Linked DNA regions of Homo sapiens: region 1 is linked to region 2. A link is a loop called in an ENCODE intact Hi-C map of the cell type or tissue named here. Cell type or tissue: Panc1. All regions are shown on one strand. Links, peaks and the distances in the headings refer to the core of each region. The heading gives the core; the rest is flanking DNA. Region 1 overlaps BFSP2 (beaded filament structural protein 2). Region 2 overlaps NPHP3-AS1 (NPHP3 antisense RNA 1).

Region 1 (10,110 bases), core at 799-8,798, 690 kb after region 2:
TTCATCTATAAGGCCCGAGTTAGTCCTGTCCCAGAACCCTGAAGGGTAGGCGGGCCCACAGTCTATGTAGAGTGCCCGTTTGATAAGATAGAGCTATAGTCGACACAGGCCCCACTCTGTGAGTTCAGACTTTGGGATGTGCCTCTTTTTCTGTCCTTCTCTGCCTCTTTTAATTTGGAAGAAACTGTCAGAAAGGGTGATTGATCCTTCTGCAAGCACATCTCTAACTGGAACTAACTGCTTTAACCAGGACGCATGAGGCTGGGCGGCTTCCGACCCATCAGATGGCTCAGAACTGAGACTTGCAAGTTTAATAGCTTTGCTGCTGGGGAATAGCACAGCCCTCCTCGGGATTTCTCATTGTCTTTTTCAGTGATTTTAATACTCAGAAAAATGTGCTGAGCAGTCAGCACTCAAGGCAGAATGACTTTATCTGAGTAGAGTTCAGAGACGCCCCATGGTGTGTGGCTCCGGCTCCGCCAAACCACTCCGCCACAGGAGGTGAGCACCTGCTCGGGTGGGCGAGGCCTGGCATGAGGGATTTCCACAGACTGCTGGGACCCCTGCCCCCGACAGGGGCGATCACCTCTCACCACCACCTAGCCCAGTGGTAGGGGCCAAGATGCCAGTCTCCACGGAGTGAGGCACGGCTCTGTTAAATCCCACCAGCCAAAGACCCCTGAGCACATACTCATAGGTGGAAAGAGTGTATTAGCATGCCGCAGCAACAGAAAAATGTACCAGGAGAACCCGGGACATCTCAGGAAAAGGGAGTTGGGAGGGGCTTGTTATGAGGTTTAGGCCTGTGTTAGGTTGTTGGGGAAAGGTTTAAGAAAGGCTTGTTCTGCATTTGATGCTGTCAGGAAGTAGGGGCAGTTTGATGATTGGGGATCTTAATAATCTTTACACAAGAGGTAGAAGGAATGAAGCAGGCATAGAGCTGCTGTTAGTAAAGAAGCAGCAGTCATCACTCGAATCAGCTGGAAGAGGGGATGTTGAGTTTTTGTGGTTGCAGAGCGTCCTTGCCTCTCTGTCCAGATAGAATCACCGCGTGCCCTTGTCTCCATCTCCTTCCACCATGATCACAGAGTGAGCTGGTCTGATTATTGCTGATATTCTGTAAACGCTCGTGCATAGGTGAGAATACTCTGGTCTAGCTGTCAGCTGCCAACGGTCAGGGCCATGGTTTTCCTTCCTTACAGCAAGCAGGCATCCTCAGCCTCCTCCTCCACAGTAGTGGGAGGACCACGGAGTCAGAACGGAGGTGCAAGCGACCTCTCTTCTCACGTGTCCTGTGCAGCCCCTGTGAGGCTGGGGGCTGAGAGGTAATTGTTTGGGCTGTGCTGTGACTTTAGGAGCAGGGCCCACTCTGTGCCTCTCACGTGCTGAGCAGAGTGTGTCCCTGGAATCCACACTCCTACCTGTCTCACCCATCTCTCCCCCAGAGTCTATCTTGGCAGTCCTGCATCTATGCAATCAACTGAGTTAGAACATAGCAAGTCCAGCTGACTCCTTCCCACAAGAGAGGCCCTGGCCCTGTTACTAACCCCTAAGAGTCCATTTCCTTATCTACACATTAAGGGAGAATAATCCCTGTTTCATAGGATTGCTGTGGGGATGCTGGCTGGAGATAATGCATGTAAACTAGAAAGTATGCGTCGGGAAGGGAGGAACCTGTCCTCTCTGGCTCCTGCTGTTTCTCTATCACCCAGGATGGCGGCCAGCACATAGATGCATGATAAATATTGGTTAAATCAACAAATGGAAGTGCCCCACAAAGTAATCAGTTAATAAGAGGCAGCTATGTTGGTTTCCCAGGGCTACCATAACAAAGGATTACAAACTGGGTGGCTTAAAACAACAGAAAGCTATTCTCTCACAGGCCTGGAGACTAGAGGCTGGAAACCAAGATGTTAGCAGGGGCAGCTCCTTGTGAGGACTGTGGGAGAGAATCGGTCCCAGGCTGCTCTCCCAGCTCTGGTGATGGCGGGCAATCCTTGGCCTTCCTTGGCCCGTAGATGCATCACCCCCATCTCTACCTTCATTCTTCCATATGTCTGTGTCCAAATTTTCCTCTTTTCATAAGGATGCCAGTTACATTAGATGAGAGCCTACCCTAATGACCTCAACTTGATGACATCTGTAAAGATCTTATTTCCAAAAAAAAGGTCACCTTCACAGGTACTGGGGGTCAGGACTGCAACTTATCTTTTGGATGGTACACAATTGAATCCATAACACTGGCTATTGTTCTTTTCACATTATAGTCCTGATTCCCAACATTTTGTCCTGTTTTGTCAACTGTCATTTAAAAATGTTGCAGAAATATCAGTATTTCTGCACCTAACCCATTTCATCCTCTCTTCCTTTTGTACTTGAAATTAAATTCCACATCCTGGCTGGGCGTGGTGGCTCACGCCCGTAATCCCAGCACTTTGGGAGGCCAAGGCGGGTGGATCACAAGGTCAAGAGATCAAGACCATCCTGGCCTACGTGGTGAAAACCCGCCTCTACTAAAAATACAAAAATTAGCTGGGTGTGGTGGTGCGCACCTATAGTCCCAGCTACTCGGGAGGCTGAGGCAGGAAAATTGCTTGAAACCGGGAGGCAGAGGTTGCAGTGAGCCAAGATAGCGCCACTGCACTCCAGCCTGGCAACAAAGCGAGACTCCATCTCAAAAAAAAAAAAAAAAAAAAATCCACCACATCCTATCAAACTACTTGGGCTATTGGGGTCCAGAAAGGAAAGCTGTACAGAGAGTCCAAGAGAATGCTGTTCATATAGTAGAAACACAGTAAATGCCACTAAGCTGCTGTGTGACCTTGGACAAGTTACTCCACCTCTCTCAGCCTCAGTTTTCTTAACTGTTAGATAAAGGCATTGGATCTCACTGACATCTCCCTGCACACACACAGGGAATAGGCAAGATTCCCTTTTAGAATTCTGGTAGGTAGATGAGATGGATCGTTTCCCTGGACATGCAGAAACCTGGTGCCACTGACTCCTACCTCTCTCTTCACTTCTGTGTACCCTGAGATGAAGCCCTCTCCCTCTGAGGCTCCTCATCTGTAAAATCAGAGGGTGGAATGTTCTGATCTCCCAAGCCCGCAGCCATAGAGGAGGCTGTCACTGCTCCCCATCATCTCTGAGCAGTGGATGAAGCCTATAGAAGAGAGGCAGCCTCCGATGAGCTCATTGTCCCCATTCTTTGGTTGGCTGGCTGGAAATGGGAATGTTCAGTACATTTTGGGCACCTCCTTCATTCCTGAGGCTCAGGTGGTAGCCTATGCCCCAACATTAATGAAGCAGCAGTTATATTACCCCCAGCCCAGCACCTGCCAGAATATAGCCCAGGTGTTGCCAAATAGCAGGGTAGGGAGAAACTGTCCGGACAGGGGGGTTGCCGAGAGACAGCAAAGCCAACGCCTCACCCAAGTTCACAAAAGCCCAGATTAAACCAATGAACAGCTGGAATTTCTAACTTGGACAGCCCCAGGATTGTGCCTGCCTATACCTGGTACTGAATACGTGAGCCTTCTTGCTCCTTCTTGGACACACCCTGTCATGGTTCCAGATACCCACTGCTGTGATTTTGAGCTTCTTTGTTACACTGAAAATCCTAAGAGCAGAGGTATAGTCTGATTATTTCTGAACCTAAAACCTAGCACAATGCCAGGCACAAAGAAAGAAGAGAAGGAAGTCAGGAAGGCAATAAGGAAAGTAGGAAGGATGGAAGAGGAAGGAAGAAAGGGAGGGAGGGAAAGAGGGAGACTGCAACAGAATATCACAGTGGCTAATGGTGCAAGCCGTAAAGTGCAAAAGAACTGAGTTCAAACTCTGGTTTTGCCATTGACTGGCTTTGTGACCCAAGGCAAATCGCTTAACCTCTCTGAATTCCAACGTCCTGTACTATTCACTCCACCGGGTTGTTGTGGGAATTAAATAATTCACTTAGAACACTTAGCATAGTGCTTGCCCATGGTAAGCATTCGGCAAACTGTGGTAGTAATCTGCGTCATCATTTATAGTACTTAAAACAATAATAACCGCATGGACTACACAGCCCTCTGACATCACCTGCCCAGCCAACTTTTCCGTACTTTGGGGGCGGGCGGTGGGGTGGTGGGGGAGGCGGCGGGGGCGGGGGTAGGAATGAGCATTTGCACAACGTTACACAGGGATGGTCCCGCTGACTCAGGAGCATTCCACTTTGTGGCAGCGATCTCAGAGTGGCCTGCAGGCCAAATCAGATTTGCCAGAGCCCCTTTGAGATAGGGGTGTCCCGGGCTACCGCCTCTGACCTGGTTCTCTTGGCAGGTGGCGCCACCTGCTGGCTGCTCTAGGAACTGTCTTACATACCTAGTCACTCAGCGGCAAAATGTTCTTTGTGTCAAGCCCTGGACTCCTATAATCACCTCCTGACTGCCAAAGCCACCTTGATCCTGGGAAGCCAGTCACGCAATTCATACTGCCCTGCAGTCGTCCGCTTCACGTCAGAATTTCCAGGACAACTCCCAATTTCCTGAGGATTATAAATCAACCATAAAATTTCATTTTCCCCTGAGACTTTGCATATATCGACCAGCTAGTCTGTTTCTATTCTCTTCTGCTTTTTTTTTTTGCGGGGGCGGGGGCGGCGGGGAATGGAGTCTCACTCTGTCACCCAGGCTGGAGTGCAGTGGCTCAATCTCGGCTCACTGCAACCTCCGCCGCCCGGGTTCAAGCGATTCTCCTGCCTCAGAAGTAGCTGGGATTACAGGCGCCTACCACCGCGTCCAGCTAATTTTTTTTTTTTTTTTTTTTTTTTTTTTTGTATTTTTAGTAGAGATGGAGTTTCGCCTTCTTGGTCAGTCTGGTCTCGAACTCCTGACCTCGTGATCCACCCGCCTCGGCCTCCCGAAGTGCTGGGATTACAGGCGTGAGCCACTATGCCCGGCCTTCTCTTCTACTTCTATTCGTGACAGAAGAAACCTCGTTTCTTTCCTTTTTCAGGTGCATTCTGGGTTGCTGTGGAGCTTAGGTCAGACCTTGAGTTTAGAGTCAAAGGTCCTGAGTTCCAGTCTCAGCCCACCAAATACTTTTGCCCAGGTCCCTAATCTCTCCCACCTCCAGCTGCTTTATCTGGAAAAGGAGAGTTATCATTCCACCTGCCATCATGGTCCTGATCCTTTTGTGGGTTTGTTTGTTTTTTGTTTTTGTTTTGATTGTTGTTGTTATTGTTTTTGAGACAGAGTCTCACTCTGTCACCCAGGCTGGAGTGCCTTGGCACAATCTCGGCTCAGTTCAACCTCTGCCTCCTGGATTCAAGCAATTCTCATGCCTCAGCCTCTCAAGTAGCAGGGATTACAGGTGCACAACACCACTCCCCGCTAATTTTTGTATTTTAGTAGAGACAGTGTTTCGCCATGTTGGCCAGGCTGGTCTCAAACTCCTAACCTCAGGTGATCCGCTAGGCTCAGCCTCCCAAAGTGCTGGATTACAGGCGTGAGCCACCATGCCTGGCCTGGTTCTGATCCCTTTGAAATTTAAAGGAGAATGAAATCAGTGGGAAAAGGCTTTGTTAGTGTCACAGATAAGGCTACAACTCCTTAGCCTGTGGGTGTAACTACTGTCACGTGTAAATACAGAATCCTGGGTGACGGTGGCATGCATTGGCCCTGCCTTCTTCCTCACCAGCAGTCTCTCAGTATGACATTGTCATGGTAGCTACTATAAGGCTGGCACAGGTTTCGGTTTTATTATGGTCATTCATGAGATTTTTAATGAGGGCTTACTATGCACCAAGCACTATGGGAGTTCAAATATTAGAGCCAAAATTCTTGGACTCTGGGACCTGGAGGTCTAGAAGGGATGAAGTGTAAACAAATCCACACACTGGTCCATCCCTGTTACATGCCAAGCACTGTGCTGGGCACGTGATGGATGTCAACCGTAGGTCAAACAGGAAGGACTCACGAAGTACAGTTACAAATGCAGCTTTGGTTTGATAGGGCCCTCTCCCAAGATCCCTTTCAACTTGCTCAGTGGGTGGTAGACATTCTTCCCAGCCCCTGGGCGAAAACATGGAGGGTCCCATGATTTTTCTGATCACTTGCAGGAAACTAAAAACATCACACTCGTTTTAAGCCACAAAACAGTATCAACTCAGGAAATAGAATGTCCAGTTGATATATTATTCAACATATCAACCCTCACTTTCTCCCCTGCCCAGGTAGGGCCAAGCACCTAGCAAGGATGCTGAAGTCAGTTCCGTCTCTCTTTCCTGCTATTCTCCTCACTCCCACTTCCCTGTGGCTGTTTCTAGCCCAGTTGAAATCTAAGCAGGACAAAGGGATGGGAAAGGGAAAGGGAAAGGGAAGGGAAGGGAAGGGAAGAAGGGAAGGGAAGGGAAATAAAGAAGGGAAGGGAAATAAAGAAGGGAAAGGAAGGGAAGGGAAGGGAAATAAAGAAGGGAAGGGAAGGCAAGGGAAATAAGAGAAAGGAGGGCAAGGGAAGGCTAGGGAAGGCAAGGGAAGGGAGGGGAGGGGGAGGGGGAGGGGATGGGGGAGGGGAAGGCAGGGCAGGGCAGGGCAGGGAAAGGAAGGGAAGGGAAGGGAAGGGAAGGGAAGGGAAAAAGCTCTTCCTTGTCAGATATTGTTTTAAGTTAGTGTCACAGCATCTGGGTCCGGCTAACATTAAAGTCAGATTCTTTCTCTTGGGGACACTTTTCTGGATTCCTCTTAGACTCCCCTCTTGGAGCATCTGCAGGCACAAGCCCCTTCTTCAGTTGACCGCCTGTGACCCCTCCCCCAAGTTTCTGCCTCTGCAGTATGGCCCACTGGCATCCCCTCACCCTCGCAGGCTGCCCTCCCAAATGCCCCCTGCTGACGTGCCTGTCAAGGGCTCCACACCTCCCAAAGATGGAAGCACCTGTCAGGCATTGTAAGAGGAGTGCAGTGACTTTGCAGTCATCTCAGCTCAGACAACTGAGCATCCCTTTATACATACATCTCTTTTAATCATCTTGAAATCCAGGAAAGAAAGCTCCCTTATCCCTTTTCTACAAATAGACTTTTAGAGAATTACACAATCACTAAGTGACAAAGATGAGGTTTGAGCCCTGTCTCTCCAAGTCAAATCCCACGATATTCCCATGAGTCCTTGCTGTTGGATTCCAAAAAGCAAAGGGTCCACTCTGGGGCCTGGGACAAGCCATCAAACTTCCATCTTGATTCTTCATCTTTCATGATTTCCAAGAGCTCTTCACATTCTAAAACTCTATAATAAAATTTCTGAGTTGAGGAAGCCTAGAAGCACATGGCAGAGAATTCTGCAGAGGCCTCCCTCTTCTGCGTGGGAGGAAGTCCCCACAGCTCAGCTCTTCCTAAGAGCTCTCTGCCCTGACACCCTACGTGATATGGGCATGTGCCTCCAGCAAGTACAGGGCAGAGAGAGAGAAACATCATTTAAGTGGTGCTGGCATTAAGTGGTGATGACATAGCTTCATGTCCAGTACTGAGTGGGAGATGGAAAGCATGCATTTGCTTCCTTTCCAGACAGGCTGGCTCATTTCCCCTGTGCCTCTCATGATGAGAGGATTATGCATGCTGAGTATGATGCTGGTGATTCAAGTGAGGAAGTTTCCAGATACCATGCATGACTCCTGGTTTAAGCCAATTATCTCATCATGGTTCAACCAAAGAAACAACAATTTATTCAAATGCTGGAGAAAACTCCCAGCCATGCTGGTTTTATTGATTCTGGGTCTCCAAGATGGTGCCCTTCTAAAGAATTTCCAAGGATCATTTTGTGCAATTGCAATGTTCTCCTTAGACCTTCGTCACCATTGGTGGGACTTCAGTGCTTAGCAGCTCAAGGAACCCAGCATGTTCTCCGTAGCTGTATCCTCTAGATCCTCACAGCCTCCCTTTAGAATAAGCAGAACAGGTGTCATTACCTCCTTTTTACAGGTAAAGAAACTGAAGCTCAGCAGTGATAAATACGATGTCTGGTGAAAAGCAGAGCCAGGACTTGAACCTTGGTTTCCCAATCCAAGCCTAACACTTTGAGTCCTATACCTTCTTTTTGCTGATGTTCACACAAGATCAAGTGAGCATTTCCCTGCCCTTCCTAATCCTCTACTTACCAGAATCCCACCTCCCTGCTCCTCAGCCAGCTTGGGGTTGGAGAATGGGGTGGCATTTCAGGCAGTGTAAGGTTGAGGATTCTTTCATGATTCTTCCAGTAGGACATCAGACACATCCATCCTGGCAACAACACACTAAACTGTCCATTACGTCCCACTGGAATCAATTGAGGTTATGTTTCTGACAACAGAGAATAGTTTGTTCCCTTCGTTACATTAGCCTGGGCCAAGGGGTAAAGCATATCTATCCCTTTATTGCCCGTAAGTGTCCCTTAGTTCCAGTGGAGATTAAGAAAACTGGAATTTATTGAGCACATACTATATGCCAGAATTTGTTCTGAGGGTTTTGCACATCTTAAATCATTTAACCTCACAAAAACCCTATGAGGCCATTCCTTGTATGATTCCTTTTTATAGATGAGGAAACTGATACACAGCACCAGTTAAATAACTTTTCCAAGATTCACAGGTTGAAGTGATAGAGACAAAACCTTTAACGTGGGTAGTTGGATTCCAGAGTCTGTATGCCCGGGTCCACTCTCGACAGACTAAAGCTCAAAACAGTTTGACCTTGAGGTTTTCCAGGAGGAAAAGCATGAGGCTGAGGAGAACACTTATGTTAGATTGGATTCCTGAGACGCAAAGCCCAAGCCTAGGGTTCTCTTGTGGGCCACGTAGTATGGAAGTGCTCCTGGAGAAACCCGCAAGAGGCAGGGAGGCAGGACACAGAGGGAAGACCAAGCAAGGGAGCCACCTCAGGGCTGCCCCACCCCCAAGCCAGGGCGCTGGGCTTTCATGCCCCCAGCTGTCAGACAGAGCCAGTAAGTCAAGCTCTGGGGCCCTAGGGCACTGCTCCACAAATGAGCCACAGGGCCCAGCTGTGGGGAGTGAATGCACATGGAACGTGGGGACACAAAAAAATAGTTCCAAAAAAAAAAAGAGGATGGGTCAGAGCAGTGACAGTACCTGCTGCAGCAGCCACGCCTGGGATAGGAAAGGAGCACCTGTGATCTGCCGTAAGCCTCAACAGGTCCCACGCGAATTTCTGAGGAACTTAGATTCCTCTGATGTTGGCAAGTGCCCAGGAAATATCTTGTCAGAGGAAAGTCGGGGATAACTGTCTGTGCAGGGCCACCTTCGGGTAAACACGCAGGGCCTGTTGGAGAGCCACCTGGGTGACTGGGACTGCGTCCACATGACCTCTGCAGTCACCCCGCCCACTGTTCCCTAAGGCCACACTTCCATACCGCCTGCCCTCGCTCTGACCTGCCTTCTCCATCAAACTTGTCCCAGCCAGTCTCTCCCTGTGTCTGTCAGGGTCCCAAGATGTATCAGCCACTGTGCTAGTTTTCTTTTCCAAGTTGATTTTATTTATGCGATCGATCTCATTCTGTTCTTAATTATGAAATATTTTTAACACATAAAAAGCCACCTAATACTCAGCATTGTCAACTCAGTGTTATTTGTTAAAAAACCTTTTTTTAAAACCTGAAATCAAAGATTTTAGATATAATTGAAACTCCCCTTGTACTCTGTCCTGATTGAATTCCACCCCCACCCCCCCAGAGGTCACTGCTGCCCTAAATTTGGTGCTTACCACTCCCATGAAAGTTTTACTACATATGTATAAAACCTTTCCTAGGACTATTTTGCATTATTTTAAACTTTATGTTAAATTGTGTTATACTGTGTATTAGTCAGGGTTCTCCAGGGAAACATAACCATAGAATGTGTACAGAGAGAGATTTATTTTAGGGAATTGGCTCACACAGTTATGGAGGCTAGAAGTCCAAGATCAAAGTGTCAGCAGGTTGGGAGGCCCAGTGAAGAGGTGACACTGCAGTTCAAGGCTGAAGGCTGTCTGCTGGTGGAATCCTATTTTCTCAGGGGACCTCAGTCTTTGCTCTGTTAAATCCCGCAACTGATTGGATGAGAATACCCACATTATGGCACGCAGGCAACCTGCTTTACTCAAAGTCCACCAA
Region 2 (10,059 bases), core at 1-8,000:
CAAGCAGCTGTGATTTAACATTTCTACCATTAGGGGTCAGTGTAACTCAGGAAAAAAATAATTTGGCTGTATGTATTAAAAAGGATCACCTTGTGAAGACGACAGTCTGGGTGTTGCCTTCATTAACAGTCATCTACACTGCCTTACTTAGTTCCCATCACAAGTAATAACATGACTCTGGAAATTATTATGAAACAGACAAGAGTAGGATCAGCAAGCTTTTTCTATAAAGGACCAAATAGTAAATATTTCAGTCTTTAGTCTCTGTCACATTACTCAATTCTACCATTATAGCACAAAAGCAGCCCCACACCATACACAAACAAATGGCGTGTCTGCATTCCAGTAAAACTTTATTTTAAAAAACTGGTGACTGGTTGAATTTAGCTCACAGGTTTGCTGACCCCTGAACTGGAGGAGTGGTTCTCAAACCTGGATAATTACCTGGGGAGCTTGTTAAAAATGTAGAGCCATGGACCCCACATCAAGTCCACCGAATCCAAATGTTTTTAAGTAGAGCTCACATATCTGAATTTTTTAAAGTTATCTTTTGATTTAGAAGCAAATACTAATTTAGGAACCATTAGGACAAAATAAAGTTAACTTTACCTCTTAGGAAACCGTAAAGTCCACCTTGTTACAATGTTTTTAGTATCTGAATAACTATCCATGGTATAAAAGATATAAATGTGAAGCTTAGGCTTAGATAATCTCTATAACTACTCTGAAAGTACATCAATGAAAGGCTCATTCCTCTGTAAATGTTTGTATTAAGGCCCTAGTGTTCAGATTATTTTGGCCAGAGAACAACCCAGCCTGTCCTAACAGACAGAGGGGCATACTGAATTAAATTGAACAAGGAAGGAGAAGACATTGATGAAAACAGTAAAGGAGAAGGAAAAGCGATAAGAGAAATGCTGGAGTGCTGTGTAGTATCTCCTAAAAAAATGTCCCAAATGTTCAATAAGTTTACAAATTCTGAAAAACTTGCTGTGACCTATTTTTTTTTTCAGGAATTGGTGAAGAAGAGGAGTTTAGTGCCAAGGTGGGTGCAAGAGTGAAACAAAGGCAACACATCCACATGCACTGGACAGGGAAATGGGGTAAGAATATTTTAAATATGGGGTATCCATTCTTTTATGAAGTATGTGTTCTAACGATAGTGTTTCCCTGGGCTGTTTCCCCTTGGGCTAATCAAATATATGGATATATAGAAGGCCATGCTTTAAGAAGAGCTGCAATGGGTTTTGTTAAGAATACCATAGCCAATATGTTTACCTGTGGTCCTGTATAAAGCATACTGCACATTTGGGATATTTGTTTAACAAATAAAGGGGTTCTATTTCTCCATAACAGCCTCTAGGATGAAAGAAGCCATTTATTTCTTATTTGCTGAGAAATGTCCCTTTGTTTCTCAAATTCAAGGCTATTCTCCGACCTCTCTCCGCCTCTGCCTCATGTTCATCTGTGAAGTTGAATATAATCTTAAATTCTTCTATGGAGCCATCTATCCCAAACCTAGTAACCAGCACCCACTTCAGGTTGTCATTAGTGACTATTATTTTTTCTTACACTCAATGCCCACATGCCAGGATGAAGATGAGGCGCCATATTCAATTAGCTCCTATGAAGGAGAGATGAAGTCTTCACTACTGTATACATTTGAGATGTGCCTTTTCTGACATAAATCAGCCACAGAGAAAAGAGTCAGCTGACATTTGTAGTTGCAAGGGGAAAAAAAATCTCTTCACAAGTAATGTATGAATAAAAGTGGCTGATTGTAACTGTAAGAGCTTAAAACAGCCCGGCGTGCTGGCTCATGCCTGTAATCCCAGAATTTTGGGAGGCCAAGGCAGGTGGATTGCTTGAGCCAGGAGTTTGAGACCAGACTGGGGAACACGGTGAAACCCACTGTCTACAAAAAATAAAAAAAATAGCCAGGCGTGGTGATGCACACCTGTAGTCCCAACTACTCGGGAGGCTGAGGTGGGAGGGTTGCTTAAGCCTGGGAGGTGGAGGCTGCAGTGAGCCAGGATCGTGCCACTGTACTCCAGTGAGAGTACAGTGAGAGTGAGACCCTGTCTCAAAAAAAAAAAAAAAAAAAAAAAAGATTTTATCTTTTAGATAAGATTTACTTACAGTTACAAAATTTTATTAATTCTCATCATAATTAAGGGGAGTTTATATGTGAGTTATAACCCCAATTTAGAAAGAAGTTGTGTTCCAGCATTCCAGCGATTAATTTAAAAATCTGATATTTAGTATTTGAAGCATATTTCCTCAAGAAACAGCGTTAGACAAGGTGGCTATTGGTTCAGCTTAGCACACAGCTGAATGCTGTTTATGCTAAATGCAGACTAAACAACTCAAATGCCACTGTAATATGTAGTCTTTGGAAATACGCTTTCAACATATTAACTCAGATTATCCAGGAACACATCTATCCTTGGGCACTGTGAAGAAGACACTTAAGGCCACAGGTCAAAGTGTGCACATTTCACTGGTCTGAGACAGTTGTTCCAGTAGGGAGGAGACCAGGAAAAGGAGATAGGGAACGAGTTGTTATATGGTTGCCATAGCTTAGATTCTGGCAAAATGTTGTGCAAGTTATTTGGCTTCTTGCACTTTAGTCTCCTCATCTGAAAACGGAGATAATAGTAGTTCACTTTATAGCAGTTGTAGACATCCAAATGAATAAACTAGTTTTGATTATGTTTTGTTTCCCAGGGATCCAGAAAATGCACTATTTCATTTAAACTCTCTTTTCTAAGTAACTTAGTAGGGAGACCCTAAACATTTTTTTGGCAAGCCTGACATGTATATTTCATTCTTTGAAGGCTGTTTTGATTGATATCCAGCAAAACTAGGGCCTCTCTGTGACAGAAATCACTGGCATATCTGCATCCTTAAATACATATGACTACCATTGTCCTAAAAAATAGTGTTTCTTCACTGTTTTCTGGCTATTACATTTTGAACCCGAGTCAAATCAGTCGATGGAGATGGTTATATTCTGATGGTTATATGTCTGTTACATTCTGACGCCAAAAGGCAAAAAGCACCAGACTTCCTTATAAAAATTATTTTATTTTTTAAGATGACAAATAAAAATTGTATATATTTTTGGAATACAACATGATGTTTTGATACATGTATATTTTGTGGAATGGCTAAATCAAGCTATTTAACATATGTATTACTTCACATACTTTCTATGGTGAGAATGCTTAAAGTTTCTCTTAGCAATTTTCAAGTACACAATATATTGTTATTAACTGTAGTCACCACGTTGTATGATGGATCTCTTGAGCTTACTCCTCCTGTTTAACTGAAACTTTGTATTCTTTGACAAACATCCTCCAGCCCCCCCTCACCACCAGCCTCTGGTAACCACCACCATTCTACTCTCTGCTTCTGTGAGTCCTCTTTTAAATTCCACATGTAAGTGAGATCATATGGCATTTGTCTTTCTGTGTCTGGCTTATTTCACTTAGTGTAATGTCCTCCAGTTTCATTTATGTTGTTGCAAATGGCAGGATTTTCTTCTTTAAAGGCTGAATACTGTCCCATTGGAGATATATATATATATTAAATTTTCTGTATCCATGCATTTGTTAATGGACACTTAAGTTGATTCTATATCTTGGCCATTGCGAATAATTTTGCAATGAACATGGAAGTGTAGATATCTCTTCAACACACTGATTTCATTTCTTTTAGGTATATACCCCTTGGTGGGATGGCTGGATCATCCAATGGTAGTTAAGTTTTTAGTTTTTTGAGGAACCTCCGTATTGTTTCCATAATGGTTGTACTAATTCCTACAAACAGTGTGCAAAGGTTTCCTTTTCTCCACATCCTTGCCAACACTTATCTTTCATCTTTTTTTTTTTTTTATAATAACCAGTCTAACAGGTGTAAGGTGTGATAAGCTACAACATTTGACAGTTTAACATTTGACTGTAACATTTGACAGTTTAAAAGTAAACAGGCTTCCAAATTAACCCACCTTGGGAAGGTCTTATAATTCATGGTGACATCCTGTCCCTCAGTAATGAACCTTATGAGTTCCTCTAATTGTTAATGTACTAATAAAGACATACCCTACTGACACTGAAAAGGATGCTGATTTGTTTTCAAATTACAAAGTTTTACTGGTTGTCTTGTACATAGACATTTTAGCCTATATGTTGCAATCTGTATCCAATTATTGTAACTTTTATATTGTACTCGCCAATGAAAAAGGACAACTCCTATGAGTAGTCCCCCTCCCTTCTCCTAAATTTTCCTACAAAAGCCTTCTAACTTGTAACGGACTCTGGAACCCTCCCAATTTTGTTGGTGTGTCTTCCTGGGTTGATCCTCACATTTGGCTTCCAAAGTAACTTTATCAAATTATTTCTGCCTTAAGAACCTTAATTTCAGTCAACATTCTGTTATAATCAGCAGGATTCCAGAGCAACTTCCCTGGATCATCCAATGTGGCTTTTGACCATTATGCATGTACCAGTAATGAACCTATTGTGTTCCCAAATTTAAATGCTCCTGCTGGGTGCTACAGATGGGTTCCTCCTGGAACCCTCACATCTTGGCTGAAGTTCTGGTTTATTGAAGCTAGTTTCCTCCCTGGCCAGGAGGTACAATGACTCTTTCAGCACAAGAGTTACTGCTACCAATTCAAGGGAAGGGTTTTATTGGGAATTTTAGGGCAGAATAAAATAGGAGCTCAGTGAATTGTTTCCCTGGAGGCTAGGTGAGACAATCTTTCCTTAGTTTTCTCCTTCTCAATCACATGAGGGCACTCTTGCTCCAAAGATGAGACATTTACTCCCTCTGGCCAAACTGTTCACTTTTTGCTCAGCTTGTAGGCTTTAGAAGGACTGATCATCTCTTGCCCCGAGCATCCCGACCCTTCTTTGGAGGTGACTTGGGAGTCCAAGACACATAAGAACTCTTTTCAGCCCATTGTATGAAATCCCCAGAGGAAAGATTCATAGTCAGCACACCTGACCCCTTATAGAGCTTGTCTTGCTCAAAGCAGCCAGGAAAATGCATCCAGACTGAAGGTATACCACCTCTGTTGACACTAGCTGGTTTCATGTTGTTTTACTTGCAAGTACTTGGATAAGTGGACCCATCTAACCCAGGATGGTCATCAGCAGCAGTGGCCAAAATGGGGATGTTTTGAAAATGCCTAAAATAATTTATCTGTGCACACAAATGGAAAAAGTTGGTTTTGGAGCCAGATTGAATGGGAGACTTACTTCCAACAGCACCTAGAAGCTTCTAAAAGAAATTCTTTGAAAAAAAAAAATGCCTCCATTCAAGAGGTAAACAAAAGGATATTTAAAACCATTCAAACCATTGTACATTAGTTGAAAAATACTTAGAAGGCTCTCTCCCTTTCTTCCCCATGGCTCCTCCTTGTCTACCCCTGTTCTTTCATCTTCTCTCTTATATGAACTCATTCCCTTCTGCTTGTTCCTTGGGCTCCCATACATCTCTTAGGCAGAGATTTTTGGAATTTCACAATGGACTCATTTACTTCTTTCAAGGGAGTTAAAATGTATTTAAATTTAAAACAGAAGGAGCAAATGGAACAACTGCAGAATGAGAATGAAACTACTGAGATTCTAAAAATACAGATCCAACAAGTTTTTTCTAAAGTGGTACTAATGATCAACACATTTTATGGTTTATTGCTAGCTTTGCCAAACCATTTGTGGTCTTCCATATACATTAGTAAAATACATACAGCCACCTCCATTAAAGTGGAAGTAAACCTGATTAAACCTTTTACCAAATATCAGATAATACTCTTTAAATGTGCTGCTAGACCTCACAGTCCCTTGCAGATATAAAACTTCACTGGCCTTTTAGAAAACTTAAATTATGTCTCTGTGCCTTGAGATGTAAATTTACTGTACTCGGTAAGATCTTCAGCCATGGAAGACAGATTAACTTGTTGTATTTACAGAGGCACAATTTAATTCAACTGTTCTTTTAAGCTGGTGAGTTTTACCTGACTCATGAATAAAATTTTAAAAGCAAAGCTATAAAATCTTTATTTGCATCTGTTTGTATTTTTATATGTACATGTACACATGTCTGTATTTGTATATTGTTTACATGGTACCAAATTGGTTTATAAATAAATAAGCACTCATCAATTAGTAAGCCAAAATACTTTGTAAATTCATATCACTTGAATAGATCTTTTAGCATGTAAGACTAGTTTAATAAGAACAACCATCTTCTGAGTTTTTGGCAAAATATCCATAAATTTAACTTTAAGCTTCTTACTTAAGTGAATATCTGATATTCACAGACTATAAACGTGGTTAGCAGTAAAATAACTTGAAATGTTGACTAGCTTTGTCTAATATTTCAGTTTTCATAAATATTCTAGGTAAGCTGTTAAAAATAAATAAATTAGATAACTGTCAATGAGATACACCTCTAGAGGAACTTTTCATGTAATTTGAAATCTTAAAGCTATGTTAAATTAAATAATAGATACTATTAAATGTCTGGGTCATTTCCAATTAAGGTAAACATATTATAAGAAAACATGTTTCTAAAGATTATAAAATGGTTTTCATTTATAAGACACTGATATGTGACAAGCAAAGATTCTTGTTGTCGAGGTTGTCACTAAAATGTAAGGTTACTGAGAGTTAAAAGTTCTAATTAATATTTATATATAATTTTATATATAGAATGTGCCAAAAATAAGATGTGTTTTTGATAAGAAAAAATTATAAGAAGTGTTCTTTATTATAAAAATTATTATAAAAATGTGTTCTTTATTGAGAAAGAAAAAATAATTTTGTCTAATTTGTAGGTTACTTAAAGGTTGTTTCAAAATATGGACTTAGGAAGGAGAAAGAAACAAGATTAAAAAGGAACAAGTAACTAGGAGAGAAAAATATGAAGAAGGTTATGGATATGAAGATGCATTTTTGGTAAGGAAGGTTAAAAAGAAAAGAGAATAATTTTGTATGAGAAAGAATCTCATATGATAAAGTTTTGTCCTAATGTAAAATGACTGGTTATTTAAGAAAGAGGAAATACAGGACAAAGCAGAAAGTCCAAGCGTGTTTTCAATGGTCTGCCTATGTCATGATAAGGTTCGTGAAAAGAGAATTTATGAAAACAATTTTGTGTGTGATTAAGTTGGCTATAATTCTAAAGAAATTATTTCTAAGTTTTCTAAAGATTAAGCTTTGACATTGAAAATATGCTAGAACAAAACTAAAAAAATGTGGTCCCCTGTATTATAACAAGGTTTTTGTAAAGTATTCATTTTCTTTTAATAAAATTGCAAAAGATTTTTATTTTAAAATTCTAAAATCCATTTCTTTTTGAAACTTCCTTTTATCAAGATAATTTCTGTGTTGTCCTTACTTGGTTTTGGTTTCTTTAAAAGGATTAAGGGTTTTACATCCATGTAACTTTCTTTATTGCTTTTGAAGTCTTTTGATTACCACTCTGGTTAAATGAATAAGTATTAATTAACAGTGACTGGCGATTCTGTTTTCATCAAATGCTTGGAACTTTTGACATCTTTGACAAACTTCCCCCAAATCAACTCCTAAAGTAGGCTGTTTCCCCTAAAATTAACTTTAGGGTTTTCTAGTTAGACCTCTGGAGAACCTCAAAGAATATGTCTTGTAGAGATATTAAATTATTAGGCTTATTTGGTAAATTGTATGAGAAACATTGTCAAATGATAAATGGTACTAGATCTTCTTTCAGTTATATTTATGGGCATGTTATTGATATAAATATCCCCAGAATTATATAAATTTATAAAAATCTAATGTTATGAGTCATAATTTTGACTATATTAAATCTTTTCCAAAGTTATATTTGTATGGATGTATTATTAATAGGAATATTGTAGAGATTACATGAAATTTATAAAAGTCTGGAAATCATGATGTGATGCTGTCAGTCATGATTCTGTTTTTTGTTTTAAAATGCCACATATAATAGAAACAACTAAATTTCTTTGTCTTCCACTAGATTTTAAACATGACTATTTTAAGTTTTTGTTATCCACAGTTATTATTTTGAATTCTTTACTAAAAGCATTTACAATGAGCTATAGTCCAAAATTGCTTTTCATGGAAAAGACTCTAACAACTACTCTTGAACACAGATTTCTGATAATGTTAAGATCAATGTATTAGGTAAAAACTTCCATAACTCTACTAATAAACTGATGGATTCATGAAGACAGCAAACCCAACACAAAGCAAAACAAGAATTACATGAAACTAAACTGATAGAGGACTAAAATGATTTTTATGACTGTTTGAAACATTGCTGATTCTTTCCATACTTGTTTTCCAGTCAAGAATTTTTTTTTCATTTGAGCTATTTATATCTTACAGCAATTGGTTAAAGTATACTTTTGTGAGCAAAATTGAAAGATTTACCTTTTTCTCTCTACCTAAATTCTCCAGAGAGTTTGGAAACTATTCCTAAGTGTTCTTATTTTATGGCAATATATTTATTTGCATAAGTTTGATTCAATTCTGTTTTCTTTTGTATTAAGTCACATTGGAAACATTGGTTATTTTACCAAGGCTTTGACTATAATGTCATATTTTCAAATATGACAAGACTGCTTTGAGGGATTGAAATTGACTTTGTAAAGCCAATAGACTTGGAAAAGACTGGCCTGGTACCTTGTCTACATAGTTTCTTTACGGAGTTCCTGACCTTGCAGTAATTAAAGAATGTCACTTTCTGACAGGCCCAGGAACCTCCAGATATTTTGGGCACCTCAAGAAGAGAGAAATTCACCCATTTCATACAGGTATTATAGGCACAGTCTGATGGTGAATCCTTGGCTTGGCTCCCTAGCCTGAAGGAGTTGTTAAAAGTCTAATCTAAAAGCCCTTATGAAAACGTTCCAGCAAAGTCAACTTAAAAGAGCCTATATGGCTGATCACTATTTTTGTTGTACTTTACGCAAATAATTAGGCCAATTATGATAAGACAAAAACTTATATTGCGAACAAAATTGGTCTCATTATTTGTCTTTGGTAAAAAAGGAGGACTGGAGAGAGAGTAATTATGTTTCAGAAGAAAATTATAGTATACCTGCTTTTTGATTCTAGACTTGCCCATTGTTTTTGATTTATTTTTATTACTATTTGCCTACAATTTGGACTGAATATTAGATTCCTTGAGATCAACAGCTAATGTCTCCCAGTGACTGGAGATGATTCTTTATTCAGGAAACTAACATGTAGCCTGTCTCATGACCTGCCTGATGTTGCTAGTAATTTTGCCTGCCTGTGATAACAAAGTTATTTCCTCTTGCTGAGGGACATGACTTCCTAGGAATGGGCCTTCCCAGTGCTGAGAAATAAAGAATGTCTGTCACTCTAACTTAAGCAGAGATTGAGTATCAATGTTTCCATGGGAAGATTTTTGATCAAAAAGGGAAATAACCTACAGGTCACATTTGACAGTTCACTTTAAAAGTAAACAGGCTTCCAAATTAACCCACCTTGGGAAGGTCTTGTGATTCATGCTGACAACCTGTCCCTTAGTGATGAATCTTATCATGAGTTCCTCAAATTGTTAATGTATTGATTAAGGCATAGCTTACTGACACTGAAAAGGACACTGATTTTATTTCTAAATCATAAAGTATTACTGATTGTCTTGCATATAGACATTTCAGCCTGTACATTGCAATCTGTATCTAGATTGCAACCTCTGTTTTATAATCTCCAATTAAAAACTATGGGGAGTCCCCCTCCCTTCTCCTAAATTTTCCTATAAAACCTTCCAACTTGTAATAGACTCTAGAACCCTCCCCAATTTTTTGGTATGTCTTCCTAGTCCAGTCCTCACATCTAGCTTCCAATGCAATACTTGGAATGCAGAAATAATTTGTCAAATTATTTTTGCCTCAACAGCCTCAGTTTTGGTTGACATGTGATATCTCACTATGGTTTTATTATTATGCAAATTATATAATTTGCATTTCCCTAATGATTAGTGATGTTGAGCATTTTAAAAATATACTGTTGGCTA

What was found. Hi-C counts contacts between places; a loop is a spot of excess contacts. Peaks named below come from ENCODE experiments on the same cell type or tissue, not always from the same donor. Only the 100,000 strongest peaks of a DNase experiment are listed, where the experiment ranks them.
Region 1: it touches region 2 in a loop (9-fold over the local background); 96 of 110 quality-filtered maps call a loop at or near these places.

What each region holds. Positions count from the first base shown.
Region 1 is chr3:133,419,430-133,429,539 of GRCh38, forward strand. The region is part of intron 1 of BFSP2 (beaded filament structural protein 2); the gene reads left to right. BFSP2-AS1 (BFSP2 antisense RNA 1) reads right to left here. Exons shown (of 4, transcript NR_189064.1): 4 at 6,973-7,906. Among named protein-coding and RNA genes, the nearest start is that of BFSP2, 24 kb to the left of the region's middle. RefSeq lists an enhancer at 4,423-4,472. In Panc1, for the core only: CTCF peaks have their summits at 4,336 (motif pointing left) and 4,596; a DNase peak (open chromatin) is centred at 4,372; H3K27ac peaks cover 7,142 bases.
Region 2 is chr3:132,726,480-132,736,538 of GRCh38, forward strand. It overlaps NPHP3-AS1 (NPHP3 antisense RNA 1), which reads left to right. Exons shown (of 11, transcript NR_002811.2): 2 at 1,014-1,103; 3 at 6,845-6,965. Among named protein-coding and RNA genes, the nearest start is that of NPHP3-ACAD11, 9.0 kb to the left of the region's middle. In Panc1, for the core only: CTCF peaks have their summits at 28 (motif pointing right), 246, 4,808 and 5,031; no DNase peak of the experiment used is centred there; H3K27ac peaks cover 504 bases; H3K27me3 peaks cover 480 bases.